Regions from separate parts of the Mus musculus genome. Here region 2 is linked to region 1. Evidence: chromatin loops called from intact Hi-C (ENCODE). Cell type or tissue: heart. All regions are shown on one strand.

What was found. A loop is a pair of places that touch in the nucleus more often than their neighbours do. Peaks named below come from ENCODE experiments on the same cell type or tissue, not always from the same donor. Only the 100,000 strongest peaks of a DNase experiment are listed, where the experiment ranks them.
Region 2: a loop joins it to region 1, with 1.9 times the contacts of the local background. A loop is called at or near these places in 1 of 42 quality-filtered maps.

Annotation. Positions count from the first base shown.
Region 1 is chr1:192,455,737-192,459,736 of GRCm38, forward strand. All of the region lies in intron 10 of Kcnh1 (potassium voltage-gated channel, subfamily H (eag-related), member 1), which reads left to right. Among named protein-coding and RNA genes, the nearest start is that of Gm31011, 58 kb to the right of the region's middle. In heart, a CTCF peak has its summit at 2,252 (motif pointing right); no DNase peak of the experiment used is centred here.
Region 2 is chr1:192,519,508-192,523,507 of GRCm38, forward strand. The region is part of intron 11 of Hhat (hedgehog acyltransferase); the gene reads right to left. Gm31011 (a long non-coding RNA gene) reads left to right here. Exons shown (of 2, transcript XR_373898.3): 2 at 583-1,202. Among named protein-coding and RNA genes, the nearest start is that of Gm31011, 5.4 kb to the left of the region's middle. In heart, no CTCF peak of the experiment used is centred here; a DNase peak (open chromatin) is centred at 1,774; H3K27ac peaks cover 611 bases.

The DNA.
Region 1 (4,000 bases):
AGCCTGGGAAGCAATGAAACCCATCGCCAAGGCTCCTGGGAAGGAGGTCAATTTGTCTTAGGATTGCCTGTCAGTCATAGCTATTGGGATTCCCCTACCTCACTCCCCTTGTCTTCCATCTGTTCACACAGAAGGACTGAGGGGTGGGACTGCTGAGGAGAAGCCCTTGGGTTCAGGTCCTCCTGCCTTCCTCTTGTCTCTGGGGACATTTCTATACCATGTACATGGATTCTGCTATGTTTTCCAGTGTGCTGGAGTTTATTAGAATGAATCATATCATCTCCTTGTTGGTAAGTTCCACGTTAACACAAGCTGAAGTGAGAAGGAGATTTTCAGGATGGCCTTACTTTCCTGTCTCTGGTGTCTGTGGTGACAGGTTTGGAAGCCAGTTTGTTCATCCACCACCACCTTCCCCCTCTTCAGCCATTGGAAGAATCCCAGCTACTACTTATCAGAGTCTGGGGTAGAGTAGATGAGCCCGGGCTGCACCAGTGGAAACAGGTCTTTTTTAGACTTGACTTGTATGAAGCTCCAAGTCAGCATTAGCTCTCACCTTGACACATCCTAGAGTCGTCTGAAGGAGTCTTGAGCAATTACCCAGATTAGCCCATGACCGTGTCTGTGAGAGAGTGTCTTCATGATGACTGATGTAGGCGATCCTAGCCCACTATGAGTGGTGACATCCCTAGGCTTGGGGTCCTAGGCTATGTAAACAGCTAGCTGAGAGCAGGCCAGAGAGTGAGCCATGACTCCTGACCCAACTTCCTCTCAGTGATAGCCTGTGACCTAGAAGTGTAAATCAAATGAAACCCTTTTCCCTCAACTTTGCTTTAGGTTAGAGTGTTTTATTCCAGCAAGGACATGAATCTAGACCAGAGGACCCAGCAGGCGGGCCTCTCTTAGGAATTATGTGGAGTTGAGAGAGTGCATTCAGTGCTGTTTTGAGACAGCTTTGCCTCCAATCTCAACCTCTTTTGGCCCAGGAATCTTTGATTCTCCCTCATGCAGCTGTTGCAGAGATGTCTACACTTTTCTTCCCTCTAGCTCCCTGATATCTCTGAGTTCCTCCTGGCTCTCTCAAGCTTGGGTGTTTCTGCCAAAGGCTTTTGTAATAATAGAAAATATTTTGTAATAATAGAAAAATATTTTTAATCATCAAATTTGAACTGAGATTTTTTTCTTTTTGAAATCAGGGAAAGGGGGAGCTAGGAGGCAGCCACTGTAACCAGCAAATGAAACCCCAGCAGCTAAGTAATGGAAGGGTGTTAGTGGCTGCTGCAGGTAGCAGCTTCTGCAGCATGCAGGACTGAGGATCTAGGCATGGAAGAAGAAAACTAAACCCTCAGACAGGGCAATTAAACCAGATAGTCACACAGACTGAACATAGAAGCCTTATACCACAGCAAGCTTTTCTCTGAGTCTAAATATAGGCACAGCTGTCAGAAGGCAAAAGTCCGTTTGTTTAGTTAAGATAGTGCGTTTGGAAAGAGCTTTATTAGTGAGTGGATTCCTGGGTTGTAAAGACAGCTGGGTGGGGATCCTTGTCAGAGATGGCGCTTTCTGACATAGAGGTATTGGTAGGCATGGGCTGCTTGGCCAGTCTGTCCTGTCTGCTTTCTGTTACCCTGGCTTTGTGAACATGTATGCAACATCTTCAGTCCCTTCCTCCATCCCCTCAGTAGGTCATCTTTTTTTCCAGGAAGCTCTACCCTCAGCTTTTGTCCATCTGACAGCCCCAACTCTCTGGAGTTCCTGGGGATTAAGTGTCTGCTTGTTGATTTGTTCTCTGTGTGTGTGTGTGTGTGTGTGTGTGTGTGTGTGTGTGTGTGCTTCTTTTTTCCTTGCATGTATCTGAAGCTGACATTTAAGACAGAGTCTAAGATGGGATAACTTGGCCTCTCCCCCTGAGGAGTCAAGGGTCTTGCTTCCTAGAGCTGGGTTCTTGTCTGTATGACAGGGTCCTCCTCCTAGGGGCACAGAGGGAGCTGTCCAGGGTGCTGACCCATTCTGCTTCCTGCTGGTCACTTCCAAACTGGCAGGGTTTTTCAGCCTGAGATTCTTGTTGGCTAAAGCCTTCTGGCCAATTTCAGAATAAAACTACAAGCATTCTTACTTAGAACTGGGCACTTGTGCCAGGCAGCTAATGAGATTTATCAGTTCTTCCTTGTCTCTGACCCCACTTGTCTCTGCTCGGTGATAACAAGCCTGGTCATGTCAGCGAAACAGCACGGGGCCAGCCCAGCAGAGGACGCCTGTGGTACAGCTGGGGCCTGCCAAGTTGGCAATATCTCTTTGGACATTGCACAGCTATCTATCTATGGACTCCTGGAGGCAAGAGAGAAAGTCATGGGATCTGGAGCAGATACTAGATATTACTTGGGGCAGGTGCCTTATACAGCAGCTGGACGTAGAAGTAGCATGGGAGGCAACAGAGGTTGTGGGGCGGGCAGGGGTGTCAACACTGCCTCTTACCCTGGGTGGAGTACCTCTGCGGTGAGGGCTGATGTGGTGCTGTCCTGTCCTAGATCAGTAGCTCTGGCAGAAATGAGAGAATTGCCCGTGTGCTGCAATAGGGGTGTGTGTGTGTGTGTGTGTGTGTGTGTGTCTGTGTCTGTGTCTGTGTCTGTGTGTCTCTGTGTCTGTGTGTGTGTCTGTGTGTATGCGAGCAGTGAGCATAAGGCTTGTGGTCTGACTACCAAAATAACGAAACTACTAATAGGTTGATCCATACTTTGGGACAATCCAGTTTGTAGGTGAACAATGGGCAGTATGGCAAACAGATAGGGGCTGAGAGATGAGCTTCAGGAACCAAAAGGAAATTCCAGCTGGCTTTAGGATTTTTGGTAGCATCAGTATGTTGAAGGTATTTTAAGTAGCGAGACTGGGTGTAGTGATAGGATGAAAAAATATGGATATGAATAAGGTCAAAATATAGATTCTAAAAGCAAGAATAGATGTTTATTGTCTCGGCCAATTACACAATATTAATATTAAATGCCAAAATACCAGACAGCACATAAATAGATAGTCCTTTGTTTACACAAAAGGCACCAATATATACTGAGCCTTTATCTAAAAAGCCCACTTCTAAGATTATGTACTAGGTGACTGTGGAACCAGCCTTCCCCTGTCCTTGCTTCTCACCAGGAATACGCAGAGGAAACCCAGGAGTCAGGACATGAGGCTTAGAAAGGCAAAGAAAGGAGCCTGGGCCACTGAAGCAATGCTGCCTTCTGGTGTCCCAAATATACGAGGAGGGGTGAGTTATACTAGGACCAAATCATATGACTATGGAGTGGAATACAGACTTGACTTACAATAAAGTGTGGGGCTGGCAGGAAGTACTCTGTGGTCACCCTGACTGTCTCCTCTGAGACATTGTGGGAGAAGGCTTCAGAAATGAAATCAGACATCATTGTCACCCCAAAGAAGAGATGACTGCTATTGAGGTCCGGATGCTGTTTAAGAGTAGTTGGGTCAGGCTGGGGGAGGAAGAGGATCCAAGTTAGGGATTCTGTAGGAAATTCTTTCACGTAACCAGTTCCACACTCCTCCCCCCCCCCCCAGTTCATCTGCTTTAGGAGTTAATTGTTTCTAATTCTTTAGAACTGGGTGCTGTGTAATGAATATACACATGGGAATTTGGGCTTTGACGTCTTTAATTTGGATTGCAAGATCTCCCAACTTTGCCTCCTAGAACCCCAGACTGAATCTACCCAGGGGCACTGAGTGTGGCTTCTGATATGTAATGGAGAAATCAGTGAAGTTGCTGCAACCATTGACTTGTTGACCACTACAGACAAAATTTGTGGCCAGCCCTTGCACAGGGAAATGCCTAAGACCCCCTCCTCTCCTCCCAGGCTGCCTCATTTGGATGTTTCCTTGTATCCTCCACCCAGCCTCTCTTCATGGCCCTCCCAGACCAACCTTCTCAGAAGCACCTATTCTCCTGTCCCTAAGTCAGAAGTCAGCTTCTGACGGAGAGCCCATGAGCTACCCC
Region 2 (4,000 bases), 64 kb after region 1:
TACGCACTGGATGATGCTCTTGACGGATGAATTAACTGTTTGCAATAACGTTGGAACCAAAAAAAAAAACCTCAGAGGCACCAATCAGACATGCAGGTCTCAGGCTGGTCACTCACGCACACAGACATACGTATCACAGACGCAAACCATACATAGGCTACAGAAATGCCAGGGGCTCAAACAAAGCATGCAGGAAAGCACAATTTGGTTGTTAGATGAGGTTGAGTCTTTAGTCTTGCATCCTCCCAGGGAAGGTTCTTCTAAGTGTGTCAGTAACAGTTCTGGGCTCCTGGAGCCTCCCTTCCTCCATGGGGGGTGGGGTGGGGGTGGGGCTCTCAGATGCTCTTTCTTCACCCTGCTGATGGATTTGGCAGAGGACAAGCTGAAGCAGCTGAGTCAGCACAAATCAGCATCCCCTGGAGAAATCAATGCACTCCTGATGGATAGGGTTAGCTGAGTTGCTGGGTGGTGCAGGGGCTGTCAATCGCCCCACCAAAGGCTCACTGAGTTATCCACTTCTGCAACAGTCCAGCTGCTACCTTGCTTTTTCAAAAGCCACATCCTACCATTTACTCTTTCTAGAATATCCATGTCTGGTGGTCACCTGGTGAACATGATCTGCAGGAACATGGTCCAGCCTCTGGGCACCATGTCTGTCCATGTGTGTGAAGCTTTCATATGTGATGGCTCTGCTCAGCTTACAAAGATCACACTTTCAGGTAGTCCTTCTCTCCTTTTAGTCTATTATTCACTGTTATCTGCAATTAAAATGCCTTAGCTTCTTCTCTTCATGCACCCAGGTGAGTGTTCCAGTCAGAGGCCCCTGCACCTGCTGTTCACTGGCCCTCCAGCTCCCCAGTGCTCAATGACCATCTGCTGGTGAACAGTTCTCCTGAGGGTTGAGGAATACCTAGGCCCCTCACAGATGGACTCATGGTTTCTACAGCTGATAGACCTCTGTATTAGTCCCATGAAGCAATGTCACCATGAGCCTCAAAGCCATTTTGAGAAAGGGAAAAAGCCATTAGGCTCAAAGGAAACAAGACTTGCCTTCCAATGCACATTCCTATGCTTGGGGTACAGAGGTCCCAGCCTGTGTTGATTAAGGTCAGCGTGAGGGCTGACCCAGTCACCCTCTGCCAACTGGTTGGCTCAGTTATGTTTGTCCAACAGGAAGACTGAATAAAGACGTGATTCCAGGAGATGACAAGAAGAGGTGCGTCTTGGGGGGGGGGGGGTGTCAATGGGTTTGAGGACCAAAGAGCAGTTTCTCTCTCACTGAGGCCAGCCCCAGGCAGAACTCTGAGAGCTGACTGAGCAAGGACATGGGAGGCTACACCAGTGTTAAAGACCGGCACATCCACCAACTAGTAAAACTGCATCTTTACAGCTCCCAGGTCAGAAGGCATCTCTTTCCTTGGAGTTTGCCTCAGCACACCCCACCCCCACCCCCACTGAGTTTGCTGGCTAAGGGATCCTAGAAACACAGGTATCCTGCCTAGGCTCTCTCTGCACACCTCTGGAGAGGTTTACCGTCATCGTGCTGTTAATTATTCAAATGCCTCTTTGCATGGCTGCTTTCATTGCAAGTGCAGCTCCAAGCAGCACTTGTGTTTAACGATGTTCAGATCCGATGCGGGAAATGGCGAGGCGCTTCATTTAAATCCTATTTACTCCAGTGGCTGCAGCCAGATCCCACGAGCCATTCATCAAATGGTCTTGAGCCCAAGTCCCTTCCTCCCTCCTGGGCTAAATTTAGATCTTTAATAAGTTGTGGGGCACGAGCCTTTTCCCGGCAGAGGGCTGGCTACTGATCCAGGGACAGGCACATGAAACTCACAAAGCTGTCCAGGCATCGATGCCCATGAACTGCTGGGCCCATTCCAAACACGCAGGGACACAGATAAAAGCTCTGAGGGACCTGTTCTTCCTACCTTAGGGTTCTAAGAATGCTATGCCAGAACCCAGGTTTTAGACCCATGCTCTCATGAGAAAAACAAAAACAACACACACACACACACACACACACACACACACACACACACACACACACACAAATGGCTCTTGTGTAAGGGAGGCTGCATCCACATCCCCAAGGAAACCTTGTTTAAAGGCAGACAGCAGGGCCCCACCCTGTGGCTTCTGAGGAGACAAGTTTCAGACCTGAGACTGAGTTTTTAACAAGTTCCCTGGGGTTGTGGGTGTTGTGAGTGTAGGGGCCTTAACTGTTCCAGAGACTCCTCAGGGTGATGCCATAGCTGTCCATCAGTAGACTACAGATAGTCATTCCTTATGCTCAAACTGTCCGCAGCTCTGTCCAGTCTCACAGCCTGTCTCAGCAATGAGGTATGCACCCTGTCCCTTAGCCACATGAAGACCAAGGATCAAAGAAGGCCAATCCCTCCTCCAAAGTATAACTACTAGCTGACCCAGCTTGCAGAGCAGCTTCAAAGTGTATCTGGCTGCAGGGCTGGGGTGCACTACTTGTTTCAGGGTAAGGCAGACCACAGGCTACAAGCACCCTGGCCTCCCAGCCTAGCCTCACCTCCCAGACTAGCTTCACCTCCTTTAAATCCTATACTAGTCCCTGACCAGGTGCCCAAGGTCATTGGTGGGAGGCCACAGAAACAAAAGCACCTTGCATTTGCACATGTCCATTATCACTAATTCTCTTGAGCAACCCTAGGTCTGAGCCCTTCACAGCACTACAAAGGGGACAGAGAGTCTGTGGTAAATGCCCCTGTGAGCTGCTCCTCCATTAGTGAAGAATTCTGTCTGTGGGGATGAAGGGCTCATTCCAGGTGCTCAGATGGCCCTCTAACAGGGCTGTCAAGGTCACAATCCTTTGACTCCTGTTATGGCCTGAAGCTCACCAGGGGCTTTAGCTGGGAGACCCTTAGGGAGCATCCTGCCACCTTAAGGAGGAGTCTCTTGCTAGGTGCTGTGTGCCAGTTTGAAACAGCACCCACAGTGGCCTATATAAATCACCTTGTTCACAGTCAATTTCCCAGGCTGATGAAGCCAGCCTCTGCGGATTGCTCATCCTGTCCTAGCTCCCGGCATAAGCAGCAGACACTTTCCAAAGCACTCACTACCGTAAAGTCGAATGACTTCATCTGACACAGAGGAAGCAAGGAGAACACGCCAGAGCTACTTATCCTTATTCTGACAGGAAAGCAGGAGGAGCCAACAAACACATCTTCTCTCTCCGAGGCCAACAGGGTGAGACGTCTGCTCCCTGAGAAACTGTCCCCAGCACTTTTTGCTACTCCAGCCACTGCGGCCGAAGGCTGCCCAGTCACCGGCCTTCCCAGCTGTTTCCCCTCCGACTCTTGGGCTATTCAAACAGCCTCAAAGATTGTGGTTCATTGTTAATTCATAATCAAGTGATGCAACCAACAGGGTGGGCATTGCCTACTTAAGCAAATGAGCTATGGAAAGCTGCCTCCTGACACAAAAGGCCACATGCTGAGGATGCCTTGTCTATTCATCTGCATCTGTACAGGGCCACCTTACCCACAGGCAAGCCTGTCAAGATTCCTTCCAGTGGATGCCTGAGGCAGCAGGCTTTCTTCTACACACATGGCTACAACACAGTTCAACTATAAGTCAAATGCAGTTAGAGATGAACAACCAATAGCAAACCGAAACAATGTAACAACATATAGCAGTACATCTGGTAACTGTGGCTGCTCTCTGTTAGTATCCCGATACTCTAGTCATTCTTCGCCTTGTCATAGTGGGAGACGATCAAGGCTTACCTGATAAGATGAAGGAGGGGAATGACATGGGTTGTGTACCAAGAGGCTGTTGTTAGCCAATGGAGAGTGATCACTTGCTTATGTATATCTGGGTCACAGGGTCACTGGGTCACTGGGTCACTGGGGCAGTGACACTAACACAGTGTAGACACACAGGCCAGAGAGGTGATTTATACGCAAGGTGGGATAGGGCAAGACTACACAATGCTTCCTCTTGGATCAGAGACATTCGCAGCCAG